Linked DNA regions of Mus musculus: region 1 is linked to region 2. A link is a contact called in ENCODE Hi-C or POLR2A ChIA-PET data. All regions are on one chromosome and are shown on one strand. Each heading gives the region's core, a stretch centred on a gene start or an enhancer-like site at or near the end of the contact. The rest is flanking DNA. Distances are from core to core; before and after follow the strand shown. Region 1 has its middle 43 kb from the start of Glrx. Region 2 holds the start of Glrx (glutaredoxin).

What was found. Hi-C counts contacts between places; a loop is a spot of excess contacts on that map. ChIA-PET counts read pairs that join two places held with the same protein, here RNA polymerase II (POLR2A).
Region 1: a loop to region 2 is called in a map of v-Abl transformed pro-B cells, with 2.6 times the contacts of the local background. The contact joins the enhancer-like site here to the promoter of Glrx in region 2. A Hi-C loop is called at or near these places in 2 of 37 maps with a recorded cell type or tissue (both v-Abl transformed pro-B cells). POLR2A ChIA-PET finds 5 or more read pairs at or near these places in 1 of 5 experiments (Patski).

What each region holds. Positions count from the first base shown.
Region 1 is chr13:75,793,562-75,800,658 of GRCm38, forward strand. No RefSeq gene overlaps it. Among named protein-coding and RNA genes, the nearest start is that of Glrx, 43 kb to the right of the region's middle. Within about 2 kb of position 4,355, at least 2 of the 3 ENCODE cell types and tissues checked have a DNase peak (open chromatin) inside an H3K27ac peak, as active enhancers do.
Region 2 is chr13:75,837,146-75,844,175 of GRCm38, forward strand. Glrx (glutaredoxin) reads left to right here and starts at 2,741. Exons shown (of 3, transcript NM_053108.4): 1 at 2,741-3,030. The coding sequence starts at 2,824. Gm41005 (a long non-coding RNA gene) reads right to left here and starts at 3,923. Exons shown (of 2, transcript XR_873685.2): 1 at 3,622-3,923.

The DNA.
Region 1 (7,097 bases), core at 3,105-5,604, 42 kb before region 2:
AATTATTGCCTGTATGTGAAATCTAGCCTCATGGGGGATGATGCATCTAACCCTGTAGGGACTTGAAGCTTCAGGGTGCAGGGGATACCCAGGAGGGGCCCCACTCTCTCAGAGGACTCTGTGAGGGGGAAACTGGGAGGAGGGCAGTGACTGTGATTTTAAGTGAATGAATGAATGAATGAATGAATGAATGAATAAATAAAATTAAGAAACAAAAGTGTACCAAAAAGATCAGCAAAGAACCTGTGAGAAAAGAGGGAGGGAGTGGCTGGCCAATATAAACCATCGGGCTGGAGGGCGTGAGACACTGTGTGAGTGCTTCTGCCCTTTGCTTTTCCTTAAAGGAAGGGGGCTCTCCTGACTTTATAATCAGCCCCAGACTTTTCAAAAGCGCTCTCACCCCATGAAGGTAGAGCATCAAAGAGCTTATTTCTACTGTGGGTCTCACGTCCCACCCATCCCCTTTCAGAGTAACTGTAGGGAATGAACAACTGTGACTCAGCTATTTCCCGTGAAGCCTCTGCAGCAGAAGGGGCTTTAGAAAATCAGCTGACACAGAAGCTTACAAGACACTCAAAGCTTGGGTTTTGGAAGGTTGGACACGACCACTGGCCACCTGCATTTGACTTTACCCTTTTTCCATTTCAGCATGAGGAAGGATGGCAAGTGGGACTATCGAATTCTGAAAGTTAATCAATTGGCAACTTATTCTGAAGAATCAGCAGGAGCCTGTGAGGCAGGCTTGGGGGCAAGTTCTGGACTTTCCTTGCTGACTTTTCACTCAACAGTCATCAGTTTTTACCAGTGACATCTGAGCATGAGTCAGTAAAACATGGCCACAAATACTTGAGCAACCATAGAGAATTAGACTGTGAAGATGTAGACAGGAAGTCTCCATTGTGCAAAGAGTTCTCAGGAAGGGGAGGGGCGTGCATAACAAAAAGTCTGGCTGACAGTCCTCTAATTACATAAACTCAATCAGCCTAAGAACATGAAGCAATTGCTAGCCTTTCTCTTAGCTGACCTGCAGGAATATGGAATTCTTTGGAAATAACTGTTCAGGGGTATAAAACCCTCACCTGAGAGCTGGGAACTGTGGTCACAGACCAACTGTGGTCACAGACTATCTTGACTTGTAAGTGGGACCTAACCTTGGTGACTCTAGAAAAGGCAATGAAACACATTTTAGACTTGAAAACGGTATTCCCTGTCTCTCTACAAAGGCTTGGGAGGCAGAAGTTTGAAGGCATTATTTAAGGTGGCCTAAGGCGCATGGCTGGTACACATACAAGCACTCAGGAATTTACCCAAGCTCACTGGAGTCACTGAAACCTACCAAAGTCAGATTAAGATGTGTTACACAGGGCTCAGTGGTTAAGAGCACTTGCTGGTCTTCCAGAGTCCAAGTTAGTTCTCAGGACCCATATCAGGCATTTCACAACTGCCTGTCATTCCAACTTAATGAAATCTGAACCCCTCTTCTGGCCTCTGCAAGCAACTGAACTCATGTGTGCTATATCCACATGAAGACACAAACACATAAGTAAAATAAGTATTTTTTTCTCAAACAAAAGCCCTTTAAAACAGTGGTTCTTAATAGTTCCTCATTTGGTAACTGCCAACCATAAAATTGCTTTCATAGCTACTTCATTCATAAGTATAATTTTGCTCCCTTTATGAAACATAATGTAAATTAGCTGTGTTTTCCAATGGTCTTTTGGGGGTTGCAACCCACTGGTTGAGAACTGCTGCATCGTAAACTGACAGATGAACCATGAATATACATGGAAGTATGTGTATACTGACAATGGCTGTTCTCTTCCTCAGCCTCACTGGTCACCAGTGCCCCATGTCTGGGACAGTCATAGCATAGTGTTAGGGCCTTAGTCTGCATTCCCCCTCTTATACAAAGGATATTCCAACACACGCTCAGAGAGAACCAGCGCTCTCTCATTTTCTTCAACTCCAATGTTCCTTTTACTGAGGAAGAAAAGGTTAGAAGAGCCAACCTCTTCGTAACACTGCACACATGCACAGCAATACCTTATATACACGGGCATTATTTTCCTTGTGCACTCCAGGGCAAAGAAGAGTTTAGTAGGACAAAGCTAAATCTGTTGGGCTTGTTTTTACAAAATGTTAGTGTTTTGCTTATGTGTTTGCTTGATTGGTTGCTCACATGAGATATCATATTCTTGTGTCTGTGTGAGCCCAGTGTGTGTATTCACCCCTGCCCTCAGTTCACACCCAACTCCATTAAAGACCTAAGCAAGGTACCTGCACAGCCCACACTGTAAGGCCAAGGAGAAGGCTCAAGAGAGACCACAAGAAAGAAGGCTCCTGTCCCCAAAGATTATTCTTTTCCTATGTGAAAACACAAAAGGACCAAAAACTGTATAGCAGAGCACATGTGTTCTCTCTCTCTCTCTCTCTCTCTCTCTCTCTCTCTCTCACACACACACACACACACACACACACACACACAATTTCTATAAAAGAGTGTTTGAAGGCAAATGAGATATGGGGTTTTACAAGTTGGAAACGGTTGTAGGCTGAGCAGAAAACTCCTGAGAGAAAAGTTAAACAGAATTAGAAATGGAGTTTGGGGAAGTTCTTGAGGGTGTTTTTCCCCCTCAAATATAAGTAGAGGAACTTCAGGAACAGAGACAGAGCTATAAAGGGAGGCATGGAAGAGAATCACTAACCACAGGACATCTACCTGAGTCTAACCCCCAGCCACTACCTCCCAAAGCTGAGTCCTGAGGTGCTGTAACCCCTGACAGGCTGGCTCCTGCTACCTAGCCCCCTTCTGGATCATTGCCTCAACACTAGGAGCCCTTCTGGCTTTGTTGCTTCTCTGTGTCTAACTACAACTTGTGTCTTTTGCACATTAATCCAGTTCTGGCAGACTCTTTAGAACAGGTTGACTCCAGTCATCAACACACCTGGCGCAGTCATCACTGTCCCCATAAGCCATCCCCTCTGGGGCTTCCTGCCACAAGAATTTTCAAAAGTTTCACATGAATTTCTATACAAATACATGTACATGTAAACACTAGATCGCCACTGCCTTTTATTCACTGTCTTATTTTCGTTAGCCTTAACAACATTCCCAAAGTATGAGATAGAAAATTCTAGAAATAAACCGTTCTTAAGTTGTGAGATGGTATACATGCCCATAGCGCTGAGTATGATGTAAGATGGTATACATGCCCTTAGCGCTGAGTATGATGCCATCTCATCCTTCCCATAGGGTCCAGTCTATTGTATGAGTCATCCAGGCCATTGCATCCACTGTATATGCCACTACCCACTAGTCAGAGGATGAAGTCCTTGACTGTGTTCAATTCACCCTAACTCAATTACAGACCACAATGTATAAGACAACAGGTACAAGTCAGGTACACCAAAGATGAGCTATAAAATGTATTAGACAGAGTCGGGCATGGTGGCACACGCCTTTCATCCCAGCGCTCGGGAAGCAGAGGCAGGTGGATTTCCGAGTTCAAGGCCAGCCTGGTCTACCCTGTCTCGAAAAACAAAACAAACAAACAAGCAAAAAATGTATAAGACAGGATAAAAGTCTCCACTAATAAAAGAATTATGTTGGAGCTGCTAAGATCTTCTAACAATAAAATAAAAAAAAAAAAAGGAAAAGAAGAAGTCTGAACTAACTTTCTATGGCTTCACAAACTACAAAAGATACAGCCACATATATGATAAGATATATATGTATATATATAGTAAAACGGTGTGTATAGAGTTTAATACCATCCAAGTTTCAGGCATTCTATGGAGGTTACTCTCCTGCCCTCCAGGCAAAAGCAGAGCAGTATGATATTTGAGACTAACCCACTTTTGAAGGGCTGAGAGATAACAATTTCATACTTCAGATCTGTGCTAAATGTTGCTGCGATGAGTGGGTGGTGAGATGTGCCTTTAATCCCAGCACTCAGGAAACAGAGGCGGGTGGACTGGATGTCAGACTGATCTACATAGCCAGTTCCAAGAAGGTAGGCTTACATACTGAGACCTTATCGCAAAGTAAACTTTTAAGAAGAGGAAAGAAATAGTACTTATGAAATACTCAAAAGCCTCCGGTAAGCACCAGAACAGTTGCTGACCTCGAAGTTCAAATAATAGCCCAAGCGGAGGAAGTGGAAATGGTGACCCTCGTTTACAGAAAGTGAATCAGTCACAGCCAGGTTCTGAAATTCCGCATGAACTCATGCTGCCTGAAAAAGCCAGGCATCAACGGTGAGCAACCATGATCTCCGGCCAGCTAGGCACTTTGCTTTCCATTGGGTGGTGACGGTCAGATCTCATTGCTTCTGACAAAGGCCCTCGTCAAACCCATGAGTCATGGTTTGCGTAAGCCACCGCTGCTCAGTGAGAGCAGACCCACTTCCTGACTGCACAGTAGTAACTCTGACTTCCTGACAGCCAAGGCAGACAGGTGCGACAGTGCGGCGTGCAGCGCCATCTGCTGGATAGTGTGGGATAAGCAGCAGCCTGGAGTGGATGGTCTCTGAATTCTGTGAGCTTTGAGACTGCTAGCAGCCAGGCCTGACTGCAAGGCCTGCCAGGAACACTAGCAGAAATACATACCCTCTATCCAAACCATTCCTCGAGGTCCTTTCCTTGTTATAGAATGTGGTGTGGCAAGCACATATGCACATGTGTATTCAAGGTGTATATGTGTTATGTAAAGGGTACAAGATTGTACATGATCTCTGAACAAATAGAAAAAGTGACCATCACTACCCTCATTGCTGGATTTGTACTAAATTTTACAATTAACAGAAACTCATAAATAATCCTATATAATCCCTCACCTTTCTGTATAAGCAGAAAGGAGTAAGGGGTATCAAATACTAGCTCTGCTAGTAGAATTACTCATGACTTAGCCATGAGTGAGACGGCAGCTAACAAGGCTCCTCCTTTCTTTACCAAAGTCTTTGCCCACATGCAAATAAAGACTGGCTGAGCAACTGTTAGGAAGAGGAAATGAAGCAAAACCCAGCCAGCTATGACAAGTCTGACATCAAGCCTCAACTATTTCTGAGGCTGGAAGTGGGTCTCAGAAAACTCTGGCCAGCAATAGGTTTAGGTTTTGGCCAGATGCTACAGAGAAGGTTTCTAACATGAGACAAAATATCTGTTGGAGGAGGAACTGGCCTAGGCATTCATGGACACACAGCATAGGACTAAAGAACTCTGGCCAGGTCTCTTGCTTCCTACAGTTTCCCAGCCGTTGGTGCTCTGCCAGCCTCTGAACTACAGCAGATGTTGCTTCTTGCTTAAACGCTAACTGACTCATTCCCTCTAGACCATAAAGGTAACCAGCTCATCTGACCCCCAAATATAGAGGGATGATTGGAAGATGGTAGGTTTGTTTGTTTGTTGGGTTTTTTTGGTTTGGGTTTTTTTTTTTTTTGGCTTTGTTTTCAACTAGAATGTCAGACTGAGGAACGCCTGGAACAAATAGTTCTGGGTTAGAGGTCAGGGGACTGGCTGGACTCTAGGGCAAAAGCAAACAAGGCTTTTCACAGTGGCTTGCAGGGATATGGTGACAAACCTGCCTCCAGTGGACAGACAAGGAACACTGCTGGCTGGGCTCGACCTTAGGCAGCTGGAGCAGGCCAGGAAAACGTGTTATAGATTCTGCCTCTGCCCCTGTCACATGGAAGTACACAGCATAGGTAACAAGCCAGATGAGGCTGGATCGGCCTTGAGTGCCACAGATGGACCTCTTTTTTGGGTCTCCTATCTGCGAGGAACGGGTCTCTGGTTGCAGGTGGGCGAAGGAGTGGGGTGACAAACAGACACGACACGAGAGAGTATGTTGAATCTGAGTATAATGTCCAAACGAAAAACAGACTTTTTTATACAGAAGAAAAAACAAGAAAAGCCAGGCAGGACATATCTGCTGAATTACAGTGACACAAAACAAAAGGAATCTATACATCAAAAGATGGCGGGGACCAGGCCGCTGTTTACCACTTAGAATGGAGCCAGGTGTAATGCCAGTCTATTGTTAAGCCCACCACTAGGGGTTCTTAGTAAAAACTTGATTATGCTGTTCCTTTGGGCCTAGTGAAGAAACTGGTCCCAGGGGGATTCCCTAACTCTTTGATGGATAACTCACCTATTCACTAGGCCTTTGTATATTCCCTTGTTTGGGTGAGACTGGCTACTGTCCTAAGTAATCACTCTGCAGACCAGCCCTGAGCTATCCTAGCTCCATTCTTTGTAATTAGTTTCACCATCTCTACTAGAAGTGAATTTGAATGTTACTGAATAGGTATCATTCTTACTGAATTCCTACTGAATTCCAAGATTGTCAGCTTCAAGGATTTGGAACACTGGCAGAGGCTCACCTATGTCAAAATTCAACCTTTAAAGGCACTTATAATGAATCAATACTGAAAGAGAGCATACACCATACTAACGTGGGGATCGGGTTTGAGTATACGGGCTATGAGAATGCCAAGGTTCCAGGAGGCTGAATTTCCTTGAAACTCTTTGCCTCGCGACTGCCTCCAGGCTTTTCAACCCCGACAGGCAGACTTCACTGGAGTGGGCATAGCACTTGAGAGCTCTGGACTTGAACGTGTCTCACTGTAATGTGGCAGCACTGGTGCCATAGCACTGGAATAGCACTGCAGTGTAGACCAGTAGCTGCTGTGAGGCCCTCCCAGCCCTGTGGCTGCTAAGCTTTACCCCATCCATTCCACAACACACATGGTTCTGTTACTGTCACAGGATTGGGCCGCATGTACATGAGACATGGCAAAGGAACATGGTCTTTGCAATCGTTTGCCATCTAGTGAAACCGTCTATACAGACTGGCATAGTTTGCAGACTCCAGGAGGCAGTTTGAATTTGCTGGGTCACCACAGATGATATATTTGTCAACATCTGTTTTCACAGATCTAGCTCACTCCTGCCAGCAGTAGGCCTGGGTTCCCCCTGAAGCCAAGAGTCCCTAACAGCAGAAAAAACAAACAAGTGCCAGGTGCCAGGTGTGGGTCTAAACTTTAGACTCTAAAACTGTGGTTCTCAACCTCCCTAATGCTATGACCTTCATATTGTGG
Region 2 (7,030 bases), core at 1,491-3,990:
ACTTCCTGGCAGCTAGGGTGAGGGTCTGATAGCTCACACCTACTCCAAGAGGGCCATACCTTCTAATCATGCCACTCCCTGAGCCCAGCATATACAAGGCATCACACCATTCTCCTGACAGTATCCCCAACTTTCTAATGAATTCCTAAGGATGGAATTGTATATGAGGACCTGTGTGTCTGGCCCAGGGTAACTGATTAATAAGTATTGATTGAATTAGTTCAGGAGTAGACACATAAGGACCATTGTCTTTGCTGTTACCTTCTGTTAGTCTGATGAGTCACACAGCTCCATATTATATTAGCTCTATGAGAAGGACTGCAGAGTAGACACTTCTTTCCTACTAGACTGAGGGCCTCCCAGCTAAGCTCACATGATAAACTGTGCCCTAACCATCATAGGTCACTGTTTTTATATTTTCATTCTTATGCATATGGGTATTTTGCTTGCATGTATGTTTGTAAATCATGTGCATGCCTGGTGCCCATGGAAGACAGAAGTAGTGTGCAATCCTACAGAACTAGGTTACAGACTGTGATGAGCCATACTGTGCATGCTGGAAATCAAACCTGAGTCTTCTGGACGAGCGTGGTATTATCAAGGCCCCACAAGTGGTAGTGCTAGCTTGTCTAAAGCCTGCCCAGCAGTACCACAGAGCAGACTGCAAGGTGTAAGGACACCAAGTAAGGAACCAGGAGGGCTGGGCCCCCAAGAACAGTGCAGCATTCAGTTGGAGTAGTCTGTGTTCAGATCTAGGAGGCAAAACTAGGAGAGCTTGGCTATTCCATGTACTGCAGAGGACAGTAAAGATGCCTTTAACTTTCTGCCCTAGCCATAAGACAGATGATTGCGCTTAGAGGCTGAGCAGAAAGCTGGGCAGTTTGAACACTAAGTCTGAGAGGCTGAAGGCAGGGCTTCTCAGCAGACAATGCTTTCCTGAGACTTGGAGGGGAGGTCCACATATTATTAAATATTAGATAAGGGCTCAGATATTAGTCTCAACTAATCTGAACTGCAGGACAGACAATAGAGTTCTCCTGTATCCAGGTACTATCATTTATAAGATTTCAGGTAAATATAGTAGACTGCAAATCAGATGTTGTAAAATTATAGAAACAGTATACTCAGACAAGGATCTTCATCTGTCTGGAGTTTGGAGTTAGGCATAAAGTGAGACTCCAAGCCCCACGTGACTCTATACAGGTCTCTTGGGAGGTCCCCACATTTCTGCACATGATAAATTCACACTGGTTCTAGGATGCTTAAGTAACTGAGGCATTTCAACAGGCAGAGAGAGATAAGGAGGTCAGATTGCAACAAAGAGGAGGTAAGGAAAACAGGAGTGGCAAATATTGAGACAGGGCAGAATGCAAGAGACCGAAGATCATGGTGGTTCTCAAAATGATCTTTGAGATAGATGAGAGAGTCAGATTGTTAGGAAAAGGAGGAAGGGAAAGACCAGACAAATGAGAAGGAGAGAAAGACTCTAAAGGAACAGCCTGAGCTGGGTGCTTATTCCCCAGGGTCATGTGAACAGCAAGAACCCTCAAGAGGTCCTTGAAACAGCTGGCATCAGAAGGTTGCCAGAAAGTTAAGACTCTAGCCCTAAACTTGTTCAGAATTGTGGGAAGCTATGGGCTGAGAGGTCTACAACCCTGCCATGGGCCAGCCACCTCAGCCATGCAGCCAGGCCGCTTCTCCGTTGGCAGAACTCTCTCTCCGCTTCTTCTGTGGCCCTGACTATTACCATCTGACTGTTATTTTGCCATTTGATGTGGGTAACAGTGAGAGTGACAAAGAAAGCAGCCCCCAGAAGTCAGTTTACTTCTCTTTGGTCACAATGTGCACCAGAGCCGTCACCAGGACATGACTGTAGTCTGACCTCCTGTAAGATACTCTGGTTCTACTGTGGAGCTGGTTGCTTGCTTGGAAAGGTGCTTCAGTCTGACAGGAGTTTTCTCTTCGACTTGCTTATCTACCTCAGCACCACCTCCCAAAGCACCTCAGCTCACTGTCAAAACAAGTCAGACAGGAAAAGATCCACATTCTGTCTGGAATCTCAGGTCAGGGGTTATGGGAGAATTTGTTTCTTACTGAACTGCTATTCAAAGGTCACCAGCCCTAAGGCTTTTGGAGTAAGAGAGACCTATTAAAAAGCTTAGCTTCACAGGTAGGCCCCGTGGCAAAGTTCAGTCACAAATCTACCCCACTGAAAAGGGCTCATTGTTCACCATGAACTCAGAGCATGGCACCCCACTTTTTAAAGACAGAGAGAAAGTACAGACAAGCACATTTTTACATGTCAAGAACCAAGTCCACTAATCACACAAGTACCCACCTTACAGGGCAAAGAAAGCATGCCGGTGCAACCCACAAGGCCCAATCACTATGCAGTCCCCACATCCTATGAAGAGCCAAAGCTTTCCTGAATGGTTGTGTTTTTATTTTTCAAAACAACCGTGTTTCCAAAAGAAGAGAGAGAGAGAATTTGTTCTAAGAGGACCTGGGGCCTCCTACCCAGAAACTGGTCTGCGCTGTCTCTGCTACCCTAGAGGGTGACTTAGTTCTGTTCTTGGGGAGGACACAAGACAGCCTGTTATAGCTTACACAGCCAGTGTGCAATGGTAGGCCTAGGAAGTACTGACTCATACCAAAATGAACTGACTTTGGGGCTGGCCCTTTAAAACTGAAGCATCCTACTTGGTAACTCCTCCTCCAAGGAGGTTCCTTATTAAATGAGAGCTGCTGGCTAAGCGCCGCTGCATTACCGGACCATTACTTTCAACTGCACGTTCCTCCCTGGAGAAGCTGCAGCCTGTCAGCATGGCTCAGGAGTTTGTGAACTGCAAGATCCAGTCTGGGAAGGTGGTCGTGTTCATCAAGCCCACCTGCCCCTACTGCAGAAAGACCCAAGAAATCCTCAGTCAACTGCCTTTCAAACAAGGTCTTCTGGAGTTTGTGGACATCACAGCCACTAACAACACCAGTGCGATTCAAGATTATTTACAACAGCTCACCGGAGCGAGAACAGTGAGTGTGTTTAAATGCTAAGGAAGCGCTGGGGTGTTGCTGTTTCCTTTCCAGAGCTTTGTAGACAGCTAGCTGTGCCTTTTCTAGGATGCCGTTGCCTGGGCTCTGTCCTTCAAAGCAGCCAGAGGACTTTGCAGGGTGTGGGGGAGGGACTCAAGGGAAGACACTGCTCAAATGAGTGGGCAGCAGGACTGCCTGGGAGGACCAGAAGGCAGAACGCTGGTTGGTGTGTGGATAGTGGGCCTGACAGCTGGGCTGGCGGCAGTTAAGTGTTTATCTGAAGGCTTTGTTTTAAGCACTATTTTGAACTGGCAGTGTTCTTCTGGCAAGGCAGGAGGCAGCTTCGAGGCTGGATGTGATCTCTAGCTTTTATGTTATGGATGGGGGCCATAGGCACTCTCTTCCCCCTGTTAGCATGTAGTGGGGTCTGCGGCCCTTCCTTTTCTTTGCACTAGGCTTTCTTTCTTTATCACCTAGTTTGTCCATTCTTACCTAGCCCCACCCACTAGAAAAGTAAATCCTGGACTCCATTTTTGCCTGTGCTGCCTTAATTGTAGGATATTTTCAGGTCTGGTTATCATGATAACTTACTGTATGATCTGATGGATTCTTGCCTTGGAGATCCATCCTCAGTGACGCAGGCTGCAAGATTAGAGGGAGCGCTTCAAAGTCCTGTTCCACAAATCCATATGCAGCTCTCTAAGAACACCTTCCTCCTCAGAAAAGGCTTTCTTTGTGCCTGGGCTGCTGCTGGAATGCCCAGCTCAACAGACTCCAGTGCTGGAAAGTGAGCTTGTTGTACAGTTAACTGGAGTGTTGGGGACAAAGCCGAGGCAGCCCCAACAAGCCAAGAACCTTGGCCACCTGCCTCCAATACCAACTAAAGTGACGCGTGACAGTGAAAAGCAGAGGAAAGAAACTTCCTCAGTGAGGCTTCATTGGGAAGCTGAAAAAATACAGATGTCCATGGATGCCCAAGTCCATAAAATGTATGGTGTGTGTGTCTGTGTACCCTTGTTTACACAACAGCCCAGTGGTTAATGTTGGATGACTTATTTAATCACTCTCAGCCTTACTTTGGTGAGACACCGTCCTTCACTGAATCTGGAGTTCACAGGCTGGGATGGACTGGACTAGCTAGCAGCCAGAACGCCCCTGGGATCTTCCTATCTAGATCTCCCCAGCTTGTGATTTGCACCCAACTTTTTTCTGTGGATTCTGGGGGATCAAACTAAGGTCCTCACTCTCATGCATAAGCACTTACTGATGAGTTACTAGCCGAGCCATCTCCCTTCTTAACTAGAATCTCCTGTCATCTTCTTAAATGGAAAGCCCGGGGTTTGCAGGCCAGGTCCAGGTGAAAACCCCAGCCCCACCCCTCCCCCACTACCCCTGACTCACCTTAGTCTCAGGTCCAGTTGCTCTCCAGGGGTCAGAACTGTGTGAAATTCTCTTCCTGTGAGGTGGGTTTCTCCACTGACTAGCACCAGGATTTCAGCCTTTCCCAGCTCTGGTTTGGGGTGAAGGTGGGGGTGGGGGTGTGTTTGAGGTTCTTTGTTTTTACACAGTCTGATAGCTAAAGGGAGAGGCATGGGTGGTCTTTTTAGAGTATCCCCTTTCCTGGGAGAGCAGTCCCGCAAGCTCACTTCTTTTCAGGAGCACATTGCAGGGCAGTGTTGGAAGAAACACATTTTTTACTTGAGCTTTAGTGCGACTTGAATGGTTTTCTCTGGGATCTTGGTGTAAAGCATTGGGAATTATTTCATTCAAAAATCTGCATGGTAGTGCCAACCATAAGTGTGTATTTTACAGCTATAGGACGAGGTCTTGGAGCAGGGACACAGCAGAGTGGACAGGGAAGAGAGGCGTATAGACCCTCCAGGTCCTGCTCCAGCTCCCACCAGACATCCTCCTCTCCTGTAGAGTGGGATTGCCTGGGAGAACTTCAGACAATCCCATGCTCAGGTCAAATTCCACATTAGTTGCCTCATAACAGCAGAGTGGTGTAAGACCTGTAGATGGTCCCAGTTACAACAGAATTAAAGAAAATGCTATTCTTAGCTGAGCAGCACGGGGTCTGGAGAAAAGAAAAACAAAACAAAGGCAACAAACCAACAAACAAAAACCAAAATTTCTTCATTTAACAAATGTTTGCATTGATTTGTAAAGCAACACTATTTTTGCAGTGGCCTTTCAACTTTAAAAGTATAAAAGGTGTGTGTGTATGTGTCTGTGTGTGTACATGTACTGGAGGCTGACCTCAGGATGTTTCTCAGTCACTCTCCACCTTAGCTGTTTTGAGGAGGGGTCTCTCAGTGAACCTGTACTCTTGCCATTTTGGTTAGACGGTAGCCAGTGAGCTCCTGTGCCATGCATGACTGTTTACATGGTCGTTGAAGATCTGTACTCCTGCTGTATCCTGAGCCATATCCCTGATCCTGTATACATACTCCCTATCCCCAGCAGGTTCTTGAGTCCAAATCTAAATGCATCTCTTTTGAGGGAAGCACAAATGTTTCCAACTCACTGCTTCTGGTGCTGAATAAGGTTGTGTTTGCATTTTAAGAATGAGAATTTGAGAGTAGTTGGCTGTTTCAGTTGTTCTGTGTGACCCATGACCTCTGGTATACAGCAGGAACTCAGCAGGACCTGATTACAGAAACAGTCCTTAGTCTATCAGTCTACCTCCTGTGGCTCCCTCCAATGTTTTCATCTGTTATTTCTCCAAAGCTCCACTGTTCCTGCCGGGCTTCTGATAGAACTTTGGATGCTTCTTATAGAGCAAATGTTTTCGTAGCAAAGTGTCTCCATTTTGTCTACAAAGGCTTACCTTTTCCTTCACATTCATAGGATGACTTTTCTGGATACAACAGGTACTTTTCAGCATCTGTAATACTCCAGACACATTTCTGCATAGTGGAAATAGAGTCACGAAAATTTCCTATATTTTGAAAAATATGCACTTTGGGGGGAAGACAAATAATTTGATAGTATATCTGGGAGGCAGCAGTGATCTGTTTACAAATAAAATTAACTATGGGAGGGGAGGCAGGGTGGAGGCAGCAAGTGACTGTAGTGGAACCAATGGGTCCTCGCCAAGATGAAGAAAAAGGAGACAAAAAATAAGGGCTAGCATGTGGTGGACTGTGACTGGTGTGTCATGGACCAAACAGGAGGCTGGCATGACAGGCCCACAGTGGGTTAGAGTAAGAAGAGTTAGACCTGAGGCATACTGGCTACTACCTTAGGAAGGCCTCTAATCTCTCTAATAAACCACTTTGTGTTTAGAGGGAGCAAGGCTGCTGCTGGACTTTTAGCTTTGGAATGACCTGATTTGACCCTTGGAAGGGCCATTCTGGTCACTGTAGTCATTGGTGCGAAAGCTGCTCTCGCCTCAAGTAAGATGAGTTAGTCTAGAGTCAAGTGAGAGAGCGTAGCCTGAGCACACGGGGTTACTTCAATGTCCATATTCCAACATCAAAGCAGTTTGATTAATTTTTATAGTACCAAATAAAGAGATCCCGATAAAACCATTTTTAAAAACCTTGGAAGGAACATCAAAGAAATACGCTATAGCTGAGTTCATGGACCTCAGGTGTTCTGTGATAGCTTTGTTACCCCTTTGACTGGTAGCAGTTAGGCTTTGTTAAGTTAGTACATTCCAAAGGTATTTATCCATTCCTTGGGTCTGACACTGGGGTGGGCAAAGTAGGTTAAAGGTCATCCAAGATAAATTGTGGAGTTGTCCCTCAAACTGCCACAGTCCACGGGCTTCATGGTCACTGCAGCTCTAATCCGGTCCTCTGCCTCTGTACATACAGCTGCTTTCCAAGAATTTTTTTTCGCAAGAACAAGATTGCAGGAGGGACTAAACTGAGAGACATTCTGGGGCCACACAGAATCCAAGTGCAGTCAGTGGTTTGTGGTAGAAGACGAGGAAACTGTTGAAGTGGCTTTGAGTAGCTGCATCTGAGGAGCCCACTGGCTCAAACCCTACCCA